Linked DNA regions of Homo sapiens: region 1 is linked to region 2. A link is an interaction called in ENCODE POLR2A ChIA-PET data of the cell type or tissue named here. Cell type or tissue: A673. All regions are shown on one strand.

The links. Peaks named below come from ENCODE experiments on the same cell type or tissue, not always from the same donor. Only the 100,000 strongest peaks of a DNase experiment are listed, where the experiment ranks them.
Region 1: POLR2A ChIA-PET joins it to region 2 with 18 read pairs; 7 of 35 experiments call an interaction of 5 or more read pairs at or near these places.

What each region holds. Positions count from the first base shown.
Region 1 is chr1:210,596,639-210,604,638 of GRCh38, reverse strand. The region is part of intron 10 of HHAT (hedgehog acyltransferase); the gene reads right to left. Among named protein-coding and RNA genes, the nearest start is that of HHAT, 270 kb to the right of the region's middle. RefSeq lists enhancers at 5,737-6,597, 6,598-7,459. In A673, no CTCF peak of the experiment used is centred here; DNase peaks (open chromatin) are centred at 3,978, 6,318 and 6,668; H3K27me3 peaks cover 2,426 bases.
Region 2 is chr1:211,145,544-211,153,543 of GRCh38, reverse strand. No RefSeq gene overlaps it. Among named protein-coding and RNA genes, the nearest start is that of KCNH1, 15 kb to the right of the region's middle. In A673, no CTCF peak of the experiment used is centred here; no DNase peak of the experiment used is centred here; H3K27me3 peaks cover 1,845 bases.

The DNA.
Region 1 (8,000 bases), 550 kb after region 2:
GTTAGACAACAGTATACATTTACTGTAGCAAAAGTTGAAAATATAAATAAGCAAAAATAAGAGACTATGTATCACAAATAATACCACCAGTAAGAGTTAACCACCACAATTATTTTAGTATATAACCTTTCACATACTTTTCTGTGTATGTGTATTTTTAAATAAAATAAGGTTTTATTAAATCTATCATTCTTTGGTGATCATTTAAAACTAATATGTCAAGAACATATTCCCTCTCAATAAAACTATTTTAGGCTGGGCGCAGTGACTCAGGCCTGTAATCCCAGCACTTTGGGAGGCCGAAGTGGGCAGGTCATGAGGTCAGGAGATCGAGACCATCCTGGCTAACATGGTGAAACCCTGTCTCTACTAAAAATACAAAAAAAAAAAAAATAGCTGGGCTTGGTGGCATGCACCTGTAGTCCCAACTACTCGAGAGGCTGAAGCAGAAGCTTCACTTGAACCTGGGAGGTGGAGGTTGCAGTGAGCCTAGATTGCACCACTGCACTCCAGGCTAGTGAGACTCTGTCTCAAAACAAAACAAAACAAAACAAAAAAACTATCTTAACATCACTGTTAATAGCTGCAGTCAGTTTGATGGATGAACTTCACCTTTTATATTATACCCTTGCTTCCCACCCTTCCGCAGACAGTCAGTGTCTGTTCCAGCAATTACTCCAGCCTATTAGGTAAACTACAAGTTTGACACCAGAAGAAAAAGCAAGATCCAACTTAAATTGTGTTTCAATACATGTCAGTAATCACAAGTATATTGATACCAACCCAGCTTATCTCTAACAAGGCCAGCAGCTGCTCGAAAGGCTTTTTAAAGCAGAGTTTATTTCTAGGTCTTGGAAGGAATGTGAGATACTTTAGAAGAATTTTATTTTGGAAGTCCTGCACATCTCTGCCTTAGATCTTTAAAAATCAGTACATAGGCATGCACACACACACGTTGCACACATATAGTCACAGCATATGTACATATATAAATACACATTGTAAAAATATATTGCAGTGAGTATGTGCATATTATTTTAGGAAGAAACAAGGGGGCTATTTTTCTTTCCATCAGTAACAGGAACACTGGAAATTCAAGCTTTGTCACCTCCAGTGGGTAATTTGGATTTAGGGGAGAAAAAGATACCCAGAATTGGAAAGACACAGCCAAATCTTCAACATATACATACTAAGATTATTTATTTTTCCCAAGTTCATCTATGGAAAGCTGCTAGGCACTAGACTGAGATTAGAGCAACCACCATTCATCTGTGCTGCAGAAACAGAGACCAGAGACTCACAGATAAAGAATCAAACTCCACAAACCACCGAGAAAAGCCAGTTTCAACCATTTACATTCACACTATGGATCTCATCTTTGGCTCAGTACTCGTTCCTGAGATTATGGTTTCTCAGGTGAGAGTTTGCATTAAGCAGGGAGAAGGTATAAGAATGCCATGATAGCAGCCGATGATTGGAGCAGGACACCCGTCTTACTCCAGAAGAAACTGAGCAGCCGAGCAAAGGCAGCAGAAGGCCAAGCACTGGCCAGTCCTGGCGCTCATCAGTCCAGGAATAACTGAAAATGGGTTCTATTTCAAAGCCTTCTATCTGTCAGATAGCCGACTCAGTCATGGAAAGTTAAAAAGAACCCTTGAAAATGCTTTCGCCATACTAAACATATTTGAACTAACATGGAATTATTTTCAGAATTCTACCTCTTAGACCAGAGAGGTTAAGATTCAGGCTTCCAATTCCCACAGAGAAGAAAATGTGTAACCAGCGAATTGCATAGTGTGTTTCCTGCATTGCTAATGATCCTTAGGAGTGGGAGACAATGCTGTGGGGGTGCCAATGGGTCGTAATCCACCAAGGAACACACCGTTCATAACAACACGCATTGCTTTTTTCCAGACCCAGAGGCCCGGGTGAGCACTAATAAGCTGGCACAACAGGCTAATTTGATGTGTGGGATTAATATGTTAATTTAACGCTCTCCTGTTTGGTTAAGTGGTTTCTGTTCCTAAATTTCTAAGCATGGCATTCAAATCCCTTTCTATGGGAACCATGTGGCCTCTCTAACCGCCCTTCTTCCATTTGTCTTGGCAGCCTCGTGACCTGGATACAGAATGCCCATGCCTGACTTCAGGTAGCGCACGCACTGTTCTCCCAGCCTGCAATGCTAGTCTTCTTCTCCCTCCTGACCCTAGCCAAATCCTACTGTTGATTCTCCAGTGTGCTATTCAAGCCTTGGCTCTTTAATGAACCTTTCCCAAAAGCTTAGCTCACACTGACCACCATGAACATCAGGGGCCTCTGTGCCTCATTCTGGCCACTCGCACGTAATGCTTTACAGTGGTCCTCAACTGGTCTGTGCACATCTCACCTCTCCATCTGGATCATAAGCCCCTAGTGGGCAGGGATGAACTCTCACAGCTTTCTTTTCTCACTGCCAGCACTCTCATTTTACTCGACCCCTGAGTAGCATCACCACCGTGGACCACTTCCTCTCCATGAAATCTCCCCTCTTCTTGGTTTCTGTGAAATCACCCTCTAGATTTTCCTCCTCCTCAGCTCCCCCTCGATCCAACTTCTCAATATTGGTGTTCCTTGGCTGCCTTTTCTTCTCTTTGCATGCGTGTGTGCACACATACACACACACACACACTCTCACACACATACTCTCTCTCTCTCTCTCTCTGAGTCTCAAATATTCTCATGGCTCCAAAATATCATCTATATGGTCCCAAATTTCTATCTCTAGCCTGGGCCTTTCTTCTAAGCAATGCCTGGGAAGACTAGGTCAATCAGTATTTTATTATGTTTATAAAGGCAAGTTCATTTGTCTTATAGATCTCTTAGCTCTTCATAGAGAGAAGCTCCCATTTCATGGTTTTATTATGTCTTTAATCCAAAGCAGTCATCATAATATGAGTACTCTGATAGGAGGCCAGGCAAGACACCTTCATTCATGGCAGGGATCATGTCTTATTCAGTTTAGAGTCCTTCAGTAATGTGCAAAGTGTCTTCTACATAAGGTGCTGAGAATTTTTTTCCTAAATGAGTAAGTTAAGAAATGAATAGCCACGTTGACTATGCCTAAGTGGGCTCTGTCGAGAAAGGGTACCATTTTCTGGAGAAAATGGCTTATGTCCAGTAAGTGCTTGATTTCAATTTGTTGAAAGAAATCCAAATGGAGGAGGAATAGAAGGCCATGAGCCATTACCAAATGCCACAGCTCTTCTCAAATTTGCTTTATACTCCCTCAGAGGCTTAGTTGGGGCTTGGACTACTGACCCCTAACGAAAAGGTTTTCTAATCAGGCCAACTAGATATGTATGTCTTGCCAAGCGGTGAGTTAGGATTCCATAGAATCAAATAACCATAGTTTGGATCACGTTGATCAATTTACAATCAACAATACTTTTAAATTGGTTGATTTCTTAAACCCAATTTGGAATTCTCTATCTTCAAAATCAAACTAATCAACATGGCCAATACATTGAATTACCACCACCACAGAGTCTTTGGGTTCTCTCTGATGCCCCAGAACATCAAATCCCTGCCATGACCATCAGACTGATTCTCGGTGGTTTTCACTGGAGGCATGTTTCCTCAATTAAGTGTATAAATAGAAATTTTACTGCTTCAGAAAGGATATAAATCAGCTCAGCAGGACACTCTTGGGGCAAAGAGGCGGAGGCCAGGCTGGGAGAGGAGAACGTATTTAAATTATTCAATGAAATGGAAATCAGGGGTGGGAGTAGGTGAACTATTTGAGATATAGACTCTTCTTTGGGTAGGAATAATCGACAAGCAGCCTGAAGGAGCCTTCCTTCAAAGGAGAGATCAAACTGAGAATTGGCATGAAGTGGTGTCACTTCAAAATGTTTCCTCTGATTAAAATATTTCAATGCTAAACAGAAATCCTCACTCCCTGGAGAGTACTTGTACAGAGAAAAAGCACAGTGCTCCAGCAGTAACTCCTCTACGTCCACCCAGCTTGGGTGCTTTGTGAAAATGCCTTTTGTTAGCTTCCTACAGCTCTGTGCCTCAGTGAGTCACAACCAACAATCCCTCCTCTCATAAAGCAGCAGGCTACCAGGAAGACTAATTCCTCCTTACCCCATTCTTTCCTGTATATGTATTTTGTGCACTGAGCATTATAACAGCATTTTGCCATCACTAGACCTATTTGTATCTATGCTGCTGCTTAGTAAGATAGTCCCCCAATACTCAATAACTCTCAGTTTTAGTTTTTTTCGGTATTCAATCTATATTCTTCATGTTGCTGCCTAAGTCTATTTCATCTTAAACTCCCTCAGTGAGTGAAGTCAGAAAATATCATTCATTCTTTCTTTTATTCAAAAAGGCACTGTGCCAGGAATTGGGATAAGGGTCAAGAATACAGTATTTCTGACCTTATGAGGCTTACAGTTCAGCGAGGGAATAAATTATGTCAAAAATTTCATTTCAACTGTGATAAATATAGCAGAAGAGAACATATACAAGGTACCCAAAATAAATTATCAAATGGGATCTAATTGAGTTAGGAGGGCCAGTGAAGGGTTTCCAAACTAGATATCATTTGAGCTGAAATCTGAAGGATGAATAGGGGTGGAGGGGAAGGAAAGAGAGCATCCTAGGAGATGGAAGTACCTGTGTTGGGGAGCTGAGGCTAGAGGGATCAGGTATGTAATGAACAGAAAGAAGAACAGAGAGGTGAGGGGGGAGGAGTGGGAAGAGGCAGTAAGTGAAAGATCAGATAGGGTGTCATAGGTCATCTTAAATGTTGTGGACCTGGTTCTAAGACAATGGGAGTCACTATAGGATTTAAAAGACAGCAACATGGTTAGGTTTTTATGGAGAAATATCACTCAGGACTATGAGGATAATAAATGGAAGGGGGAGGAAGTGGAAGCAAGGGATTACCTAGAAGCTATTTGGTAGACCAGGAAAGAAATGAGAGCAGCTTGGATTAGGATTTCAGTAGAAATAGAAACAAACAAAAAAATTCGAGATCTACTTAGGAGGTAGAATGTACAGTATATGCAGATCAATCTGAGGGGGAGAGAGGTACAAAGGATAACATAATGGCTTTAGCCTTGAGTAGCTAGATAGATGGTGGTGTCATTTGGGGAAAGAGAGTATGCTGGAATTACTGGGAGGCAGGGGGTCACGAGCTCCATATTACACGTGCAAAGTCTGAGAAACCTGGTAGATTTCCAAGTCAAGAGGTTCAGCAGCCAGTTGTATATATGAGGTGCCAAGGGCATTAATGAAGATCATTCCAAGTAACAGCAGGGTCAGACACACTATATGCCTTTAACCTTTAATGTTTTCTAGAAGTGGGGGTATGTTCTAGAGCTGCACTGTTTAAAATGTTAGCCATTAGCCATATGGGAGATACTGGGATCTAAATTAGTTAAAATTAAATATATTTAAAATCCAGAGTTTAAATAGGCACTAGCCACATTTCAAGTGCTCAGTGGGGCTAGTAGCTACTGTACTGGACAGTGCAATTAACATTTCTGTCACCATAGGAGTTCTATCAGACAACCCTGTTGTAGACGATCAGAGGGCTTCCTATTTACAGCACTCAGCTCTGACAAGTATTTGCGTGAATGTTCAGCTCTCAGTCTACCAACACCAAGAAATAGAATTCTTCTATATTTTGATCCCCAAATAAGGCCTTGGGGTTGAAGATGGAGATATGAAAGAAGTGGGAGGTGAAGCAATATGGCCAAATAGAAGCCTTCACCAATCATTCTCTCTGCAGGAACACCCAATTAAATAACTAGCTACACATAAAAACTCACCTTTATAAGAACCAAAAATTGGATGAGCATCACAGTACCTGGTTTTAACTTTGTATCACTGAAAGTGGCTCTGTAGAGGGTAGGAAAGACAGTCTTAAATTGCAATGCCACCTCTCCTCCATCCTCCAACAGCAGCCACGGGGAGTGACAACTTGTACACTTGGGGGAGAAAGATCACAGTGACTGTGGGACTTGGCACTGGAACTCAGGGCTGCCCTGTCACAGCAGAAAGATGGGCAGAACTCAGCCCAGTGCCTGTGGAGGGGACACTTAGAACAGCCCTAGTCAGAGGGGAAGCATCCATTCCAGTGGTCAGAACTTAGATTCCAGCAACACTTGTCCCCAAGGGCTAAGGGGCTCTAAGGTCATAAATAAACTTGAAAGGCAGTCCAGGCAACAAGGACTAATTCCTGAGCAAGTCCTCATACTTTGCTCAACTTCAAGCCAGTTGATTTTGGGGACACGTGACCTAGTGAGTCACCAGCCAGAGCATCCAAGGGAGTGCTTGCATCACCCGTCCCCCAACCCCAGGCAGCATAGCTCACAGCTCCAAGACAGATTCCTTCCAAACTTCTGCTTGAGAAGAGGAGACAGAAGAGTAAAGACAACTTTGTCTTGCAATTTGGATACGTGCTCAGCCACAGTAAGATAGGGGGCCAGGCAGAGTTTTGAGGCCCCCATCCCAACCCCTACCTCCCAGACATTTCTAGACACACCCTGGGCCAAAAGGGAACCCACTGCTTTGAAGGGAAGGATGCAGTCCTGACAAAATAAATCACCTGTTGACAAAAGAGCCCTTAGGCCCTGAATAATCAACAGTGGTAGCCAGGCAGTGCTTGCTGTGGGCTTTTGGTATGACTCAGAGACTTGCTGGCTTCAGGCATGACATAGCACATTCCCTGTTGTGGTAGCTATGGGGAACTCCTTCTGCTTGAAAAAAGAAGAGGGAAGAGGAAAGAGGACTTTGTTTTGCAGCCAAGGTATCAGCTCACCCACAGTGGAGTAGAGCACCGAGTAGGCTATTGGGGTCCCCAGTTCCAGGTTTTGGCTCAGACATTTCTGTACCTGTCTTGGACTAGAAGGGAGCCTACTGTCCTGAAAGGAAGGACCCAGGCTTGGCAGCATTCATCACAAGCTGAATGAAGAGCCCTTGGACCCTGAATGAACACTGGCAATAGCCAAGCAGTACTTGCCACAAGCCTGGGGTGGTGGTAGCCAAGGGAGAAGACTCCTCTGCTTGTGGAAAGGAGAAGGAAGAGTGGCAGGGACTTTGTATTGCAGCCTGGGTGCCAGCTCAGCTGTAGTAGAATAATGTACCAAGTAGATTCCTAAGGTTTCTGACTCCAGGACCTGGCTCCTGGATGGCATCTTAGGACCCACCCAGGACCAGGAGGAACCCATAACCCTGAAGGGAAGGATACAAGTCTGGCTGCCTTTGCCACCTGCTGATTATAGAACGCTAGGGCCTTGAGCAAACATAGGTGGTAGCCAGGCAGTAGTTATTGTAGGTCATGGGCAAGACCCAGTACTGTGCTAGCTTCAGGTCTGACCCAGTGCAGTCCCAGTAGTGGTGGCCCACAGGAGTTTTTGTGTCACTCCACCTCCAGCTCTAGGCAGTTTAGCACACAGACTCCATTTGTCTGGGAGAAAGTAAGGGAAGAGAACAAGAGTCTTTACCTGACAATCCAGATAATTCTTCTGGATCTTCTCTAAGATAACCAAGATAGTACTTCTATGAGTCTGCAAGACCCACAGTATTACTGGACATGGGGTGCCCCGTAATGCAAATACAGTTAGAGCAACCGAAAACTTAGATCACAATGCCCAAGTCCCTTCAAATACCTGGAAAGCCTTCCCAAGAAGGATAGGCACAAAGAAGCCCAAACTGTGAAGACTACAATAAATACCTAACTCTTCAATGGCCAAATACCAATGCACCATCCACAAGCATGACAACCATCCATGAAAATATGACCTCAGTGAACGAACTAAAGAAGGCACCAGGAGTAAATCACTGAGACACAAAGATATGTGACCTTTCAGGCAGAGAATTCAAAATAGCTACTTTGAGGAAACTAAATGAAGTTCAAGACAAAACAGAGAAGGAATTCAAACTACTATCAGATAAATTTAACAGACACTGAAATAATTAAAAAGAATCAAGCAGGAATTCTGAAGATG
Region 2 (8,000 bases):
TCTGTTGTATGTTTTTTGATTTGAGGTTACCCCAAGTATTACAAATGATATTTAAAAACCCATTTTTAAGCTGATGACAACTTAACGATGATTGCATAAACAAACTAATGAGCAAAGAGACAGCTAATAAATACTCTACAGTTTAAATTCATCCCCCTGCTTTGGCTGGGCGTGGTGGCTCATGTCTGTAATCCCAGCACTTTGGGAGGCTGAGGTGGGTGGATCACTTAAGGTCAGTAGTTTGAGACCAGCCCAGTCAACGTGGTGAAACCCTGCCTCTACTAAAAAAATACAAATATTAGCTGGGTGTTATGCAAATGCTTGTAATCCCAGCTACTTGGAAGATGGAGGTGGGAGGAGCCTTTGAACCCAGGAGGCGGAGGTTGCAGTGAGCCGAGATCGTGCCACTGAACTCCAGCCTCAGCGACAAAGCAAGACTCCATCTCAACATAAATAAATAAATAAATATATAAATTCATCCCCCTGCTTTTTAACTTTTTGTTTCCATTTATATCTTATTGTACTGTCTTGAAAATTTGATATAATTATTATTTTTGATCAGTTCATCTTTTAGTCTTTCTACTTGAGATCTGAGTACTTTACACACCACAATTACAGTGTTATAATATTCTGTGTATTTAGTATTACCAGTGAGTTTTGTACCTTCAGTGATGTCTTCTTGCTTATTAACATTCCTTTCTTTCAGATTAAAGAACTCTGTTAGTATTTCTTGTAGGACAGGTCTGGTGTTTATGAGATCCCTCAGCTTCTGTTTGGGAAAGTCTTTATTTCTTTTTCATGTGGGAAGGGTATTTTCTCTAGATATACTATTCTAGGATAAAAGTTTTTCCTTCATCACTTTATTTATTTATTTTATTAAAAAATTTTTTTTGAGACAGAATCTCACTCTGTTTCCTAGGCTGAAGTGCATGGCACAATCTCAGCTCACTGCAACCTCTGCCTCCCTGGTTCAAGAGATTCTCCTGCCTCAGCCTCCCAAGTAGCTGGGACTACAGGCATATGCTACCACTCCTGGCTGATTTTTTTATATTTTTAGTAGAGATGGGGTTTCACCAAGTTGGCCAGGCTGGTCTTGAACTCCTGACATCAGGCGATACACCTGCCTCAGCCTCCCAAAATGCTGAGATTATAGTCCTTCATCACTTTAAATATGTCATGCCGCCTTCTTCTGGCCTGTAACGTTTCCACTGAAAAGTCTTCTGCCAGACATATTGGTACTCCATTGTGTGGTTATTTGTTTCTTTTCTCTTGCGGCTTTTAGGATCCTTTCTTTATCCTTGATCTTTGGTAGTTTATTAAATGCTTTGAGGTAGTCTTCTTTGGGTTAAATCTGCTTAGTGTTCAGTAACCTTCTTGTACTTGAATGTTGATGTCTTTCTCTGATATTATGCCTTTGAATAAACTTTCTACTCCTATCTGTCTCAATCTCCTTTTAAAGGCCAATAACTCTTAGATTTGCCCTTTTGAGGCTATGTTTTTGATCTTTTAGGTATGCTTCATTCTTTTTCTTTTTTATTTATTTATTTTGTATCCTCTGTATATTTTCTAATAGTCTATCTTCGAGCTCATTATGTCTTTCTTTTGTTTGATCAATTCTGCTGTTATGAGACTCTGATACTTTCTTCAGTATATCAATCGCTTTTTTTTTTTTTGAGACAGGATCTCTGTTACCCAGGCTAGAGTGCAGTCATGTGATCTTGGCTCACTGGAACCTCCACGTCCCGGGTTCAAGCAATTCTCCTGCCTCAGCCTCCTGAGTAGCTGGGAATACAGGCATGTGCCATCACACTCTACTAATTTTTGTATTTTTGGTAGAGATGTGGTTTCATCATGTTGGCCAGGCTGGTCTTGAACTCCTAACTTCAGGTGATTCACCTGCCTAAGCCTCCCAAAGTGTTGGGATTACAGGTGTGAGCCGCTGCATCTGGCCTCAATTGCATTTTCAACTCCAGAATTTCTTCTGGATTCTTTTAAATTATTTTAATCTCTTTGTTAAATCCTATCTGTTAGGATTCTGAATTCCTTCTTTGTGTTACCTTGAATTTCATTGGGTTTCCTCAAAACGGCTATTTTGAATTCTCTCTCTGTAAGGTCACATATCTCTGTGTCTCTGTGATTGGTCACTAGTACCTTATTTTTATTTATTTATTTATTTGAGATGGAGTCTCACTCTGTCACCTGGGCTGGAATGCAGTGGCGTGATCTCGGATCACTGCAACCTCCGCCTTCTGAGTTCAAGCCATTCTCCTTCTTCAGCCTCCCGAGTAGCTGGGATTACGGGTGCTTGCCACCTGTCGCAGGTAAGTTTTTGTATTTCTAGTAGAGACACGGTTTCACCATCTTGGCCAGGCTGGTCTTGAACTCCTGACCTCATGATCCACCCACCTCGGCCTCCCAAAGTGCTGGGATTACAGGTGTGAGCCACCACGCCAGGCCAAGTCACTAGTACGTTATTTAGTTTGTTTGGTGAGGTCATGTTTTCCTGAATGTTCTTGATGCTTCTCAATGTTTGTCAGTGTATGGGCATTGAATAGTTAAGTATTTATTGAAATCTTCATAGTTTGGGCTTCTTTGTACCCATCCTTCTTAGGAGGGCTCTCCAGGTATTTGAAGGGACTTGGATGTTGTGATCTAAGTTTTTTGGCCACTGTAGCTGTATCTGCATTAGGGGGCACCCCAAGCTCAGTATTTCTGTGTCTCTTGCAGACATTTTGTGGTACCTCCCTGGTGGTCTTGGATAAGATCCAGAAGAATTCTCTGGACTACCAGGAAGACTCTTGTTCTCGCCCTTATTTTCTTCCAAATAAATGGAGTCTCTCTCTCTCTGTTCTCTCTCCAGTTTCCTGGAGCTGAGGTGGGGTGACACAAGCACCCCTGTGACCACCACCACTGGGACAGCACTGAGTCTCACTCAAGCCTCGTGGTAACCACTGCCTGTACTGCCTGCTTTTCGTTGAAGACTTCCTTGAGTTATCTTTTTGGTCCATATTACAAAGAACTTTTTGTACTCTCCCTCCTTCTACCACCTTATGCTCCTCTCTCTTTCCCCATTTGATTTACCTATTCTGCTTCTCAGCAATTAACCTTCTTTTCTTGTAGGTACTCTGATATAGTTTGGATGTTCCCTCTAAATCTTATATAATTTCCAGTGTTGGAAGTGGGCATGGTGGGAGGTATTTAAATCATGGGGGTGGATTTCTTATGAATAGTTTAGCCCCATCCACTTGGTGCTGTCTATGTGATAGTGAGTGAGTTCTCATGAAATCTGGTCTTAAAAGTGTGTGGTACCTTCCCCCTACTCTCTCTCACTTGCTCCCATTCTCGCTATGTGAGACTGTGTCCCCCCTTCACCTTCTGCCATGTTTGAAAGCTCCCTGAGGCTTCACTAGAAGCCCAGCTGATGCCAACACCATGCTTCCTGTAAAGCCCACAGAACCATTAGCCAATTAAACCCCCTTTCTTTATAAATTACCCAGTCTCAGGTATTTCTTTATAGCAATGCAAGAAAGGATTAATACATACTCCCAACTCATCTGTTTAATAACCTATCAGCAATTTGTCCAGAATAAGTATTTAGTTAAAGTGTGGTTTTTCAAAATAATTCACTTCTTATCCCTCTTGAACAAAATCAAGAAAACATTTTCTTGAGTTTAGGATTTTAGTTCCTCTAGTTTTTAATTCAGTGGGGCTTGGAAACTTGAACTAACTTTAGCTACAGTTTCCTAAGATATTTTTTCCATATTTTAGACTTCAATTTCTTCTTTATGATGGTAAAAAGTTGACTACAGTTCAAATATTATTCTCTTTAATAAAGTAGGTAAGAGCAAAAAGGATATTGAGGAATTCCATATTCTTAGAATTCCATATTTTCTGTAGTCTGTTACATTTATATGTATGCATATACTCCAAATGGTGGTCCTCTGCTTTACATAGCATTTTCCACAGGTTCTCAGAATATTAAAGGAATTAGTCTCTGGCATTTGTTCCCCAGGTTGATACAGCTATTTGTCATTTATCTTTTTTTTTTTTTTTTTTTTTTTGAGACGGGGTCTGACTGTGTTGCCAGGCTGGAGTGCAGTGGTGCGATCTTGGCTCACTGCAACCTCCGCCTCCTAGGTTTGAGCCATTCTCCTGCCTCAGCCTCCCAAGTAGCTGGGACTACAGGCACGTGCCACCACGCCTGGCTAATTTTTTTATTTTTAGTAGAGATGGGGTTTCACCATGTTGGCCAGGCTATTCTAGAACTCCTGACCTCAAATGATCCGCCCACCTCGGCCTCCCAAAGTGCTGGGATTACAGGCATGAGCCACCGCGCCCAGCTGGTATTTATCTTTTGTTATTTCTGTACTTACACGTTCTTCAAAAGAGGAACTATTTGAAGAGCTATAGATGCTCTGGTTTCTTTATGTTCCTCTTCACTTTCTTTCGTATCAAGATGATTTATCAGAGTACTTTTTTTTTTTTTTTTTTTTGAGTCGGAGTCTCTCTCTGCCGCCCAGGCTGGAATGCAGTGGCACGATCTCAGCTCACTGCAAGCTCCGCCTCCCGGGTTCACGCCATTCTCCTGCCTCAGCCTCCCGAGTAGCTGAGACTACAGGTGCCCGCCACCACGCCCGGCTAGTTTTTTTTTGTATTTTTAGTAGAGACGGGGTTTCACTGTGTTAGGCAGGATGGTCTCGATCTCCTGGCCTCGTGATCCGCTCGCCTTGGCCTCCCAAAGTGCTGGGATTACAGGCGTGAGCCACCGCGTACTTTTAGAACTGTGTTGTAATAGTGAATAGTTTCTTTATGCAGGTAAATTGAATTAAGGCTCCTGAGTATTCATTCTATGTAGTTGTTACTAAAAGATAGTTTACTAAGTGACCTGCTAGGTAGCCATAGAGGAGGCTGTTAATGCTGACACAGTATTTACAGAAAAGGATGACCACAGCGAGTAAACAAAGTGGCATTTGAAGCGCAGAGGCAAGCAGACCCCATGCTGGTGAAGAGAAAATCTGTGATAACAAGAACATGTGTAGTGTAAATAAACCAAAGCTATCCAAACACACCAACGATTCCCCAGTGACTTAAAAGCACAAAGAGGAGTAGTTATTCAGCGGGATTCAAAATTTTAAATTCTGAATCTTGCCCAGTGTTATGCAGAGAGCGCAATCCCTTTATGTTGCTCTCCTGGACTCTCTGGCTATAGCTGGACAATCATTTGTGTGGTTGAGGTTATAAAAACTGCTGCCCTCAAGGCTCTGGGGGAGTCGGCATTGCTGGCCTGGGGAAGGAGAGAAAGGCACTACCTGAGGTAGGCACTGTAGTGGGTGGAAAGCCAGTCTGGGGCAGGCAGGTATAACCTTAAGCATTGTCATGCAATAGAAACCCTTAAGGCCTCTGCCCACCTCTTCTCTTAGGAGACCTCTGCTACAACATCCTGGAAAGATTAAGGTGGGTTGGGAGGACTTTAGCTTCCAAGATAAACTCTTACAATTCATGGGTTTTCTTCCTTCTCCTCTCATGCAGTGAGTGACCTTCCCCTCAAAGAGCCCCTGAATTGCAGGCAGTTTAGCTGCATATACTGTTTTTAGAACAGTAAAAGGGAATGGCACAGCATGAAGTGTATGAACAAAATCAAGCAAACAATGGTATGCCAGACATTGCTCTTGTTCCTTTATATTTATTAATTTATTTAATCACTCCTTGTTACAACCAAGTGAAGTAGATAATATATTATTCTCATTATTCAGATGTGTTGATTATATGAAATTACACATATTATCCCATATTATTCAGGTATGCAGTCTTGCAAAGCAGTAATCCATTAAAAAAAACTTTTCTCATTTTATACAATTTACAGTCATAGCTAATCCCAAACATTGATGAGAATTAGGGAAAGGCAGTCCCTGTTTCAGGTTAATTGAGTCAACTTTTGCCCTCTAGACCAAGACATTTTTTCCCCTGATCCTCTTTTAATTTCTGAAAAAATAAATTCCATGTATGAAGGTTGACCATGTCCTTCTGCAGCTGCCCACACCTGGAGATGTAGATTAAGCATTTGACACCACTATTGAAATCACACTGAATCTTCCAACCTCCTATAGATTATGTTTAACACACCTTGATCTGTTTCCTTATTTGTTGATCTATCCATCATCTTACCTGGCATACAGCCATGGTAGCAGGTCCTTAGATGTCTTTGAGTGTCTTATGTTTGATGACAATCGTTGGCTTACATAGGGTGGTAATAGGGCTCCTTTAAATTTTTTTTTTTTGATTATTTGAAACTTATATGTCAGGGTAATGAAACTTAACCTTGGTTTTTGTGATTACTGAGGATGTTTCTTGCTATCCCCAAAAGCCGTCAGCACTATCACTGTTCCTGTATGAATAATAACAGGTAATGCAGATACAGTGCTTGTGTTGTCCCAGGCACTGTTCTAATTACTCTATGCATATTATAAAATTTAACCCTCATAATACCCTATGCAAGCTAAATGAATTTGACTTGTTTCCTTCTTTGCATCATTTTTTTCTAAGTCCAAGTCTCATGTGGATGCAACTGAGTAGAGGACCCTAGATCACGTGGTTAAACTTGATTGTGAGAGGGGCTGGCAATATAGGTCCTGGTCTTTGACTTGGGCAGGTAAGGGGTGGGATTCATAATCAAGGAAATGAACACAATATAGAAATGCACCTAAAAGATGTTGGAAAACCATAAATATCAATAATGCCACTACAAAGACACAGAAGAAAAAAATAAAAAATACGGAATCACAGAAGCCAATGGAAAAGTATGCTATAAATGCCACCAAGAGGTCTGGTAATATGAAGGCTGAAAAATGTCTCCTGGCTTTAGTGATATGGAGGCCATTAATAACCTTAGTGAGAACCATTTCATTAGAGTGATGGGAGGGAAAGCAGATGTATTGAGTTGAAGAAAGAATAGGATGTAAGGGAATGGAAATAGTCCAGGCAATTCTTTAAAGATTGACAGTGAAGAAGAGGAGGAGAAATATAGGAGAGCAGCTGGTAGTCAGAAATGCTGTCAGGGGATTTTACTTTTTAATACTAATATGAAGGATTCAGTAGAGAGAAAGTGACAGGGGATGGCATTCAGAGCACACTACTATTTCGAAAGGTGGAAAAGATGAGGGGATGTTAGTTAGCAATTATAAGCAGGTGTTTGTGGTAGAAGCACAAGGGAACTCATACCATTGGCTTTTAGTTTTGGGAAGTGGGGTGCAAAACTGAAATTGGGAGTGAGAAGGAAGGAAAAAGGTTTAAAAGGGCGAAGAGTAGAAAGCAAGCTTATTTAGAGCAGTATAACATGACTGCCAGACAGTGTTGAAGGCTCCGGTGGAACAGGAAATCATTAAGGGATAGTGATGCCAACCTGGCCTGTTTTGCAACTTCATCCAGCATGGCTTAGCTGCCTGGATGCCTGCCAAGAGAAAGTAGATAGTGTGTTTATCTCGAATAAGGCATTATGAAAAGATAGAGAGGCCAGGTAAGATACTAGTGAGAAAGTTACTAAAATGACAGATCATGCCATCTAAGCTGAATAACTTGGGAAGTAAAGGTTGTGGTGGTGCGGTAGTGGTTAATGAATTAAGTAACCTGAGTATCCCAAAGATACGGAAGAATGTGGTAGACAATGGTTGATAGATGTTTAGGGTCAAAAGTAGATGTGGTAAGCAGCCTCTAAGAAAGTGGTCCCGGCCTCCTGGTATTCATGCCCTTGTGTCATCCCTTCCCCTTGAGTGTGAGCTTGATTTTTAATAAACAGAATATAGTAGAAGTGATGGGGATGGAAGGTTACTTCTGAGATTAGGTCACAAAAAGAGTGTGTTGGGCCGGGCGTGGTGGCTCATGCCTGTAATCGCAACACTTTGGGAAGCTGAGGTGGGTAGATCACTTGAGGTCAGGAGTTTGAGACCAGCCTGGCCAACATGGTGAAACCCTGTCTCTACTAAAAATACAAAAATTAGCCAGGT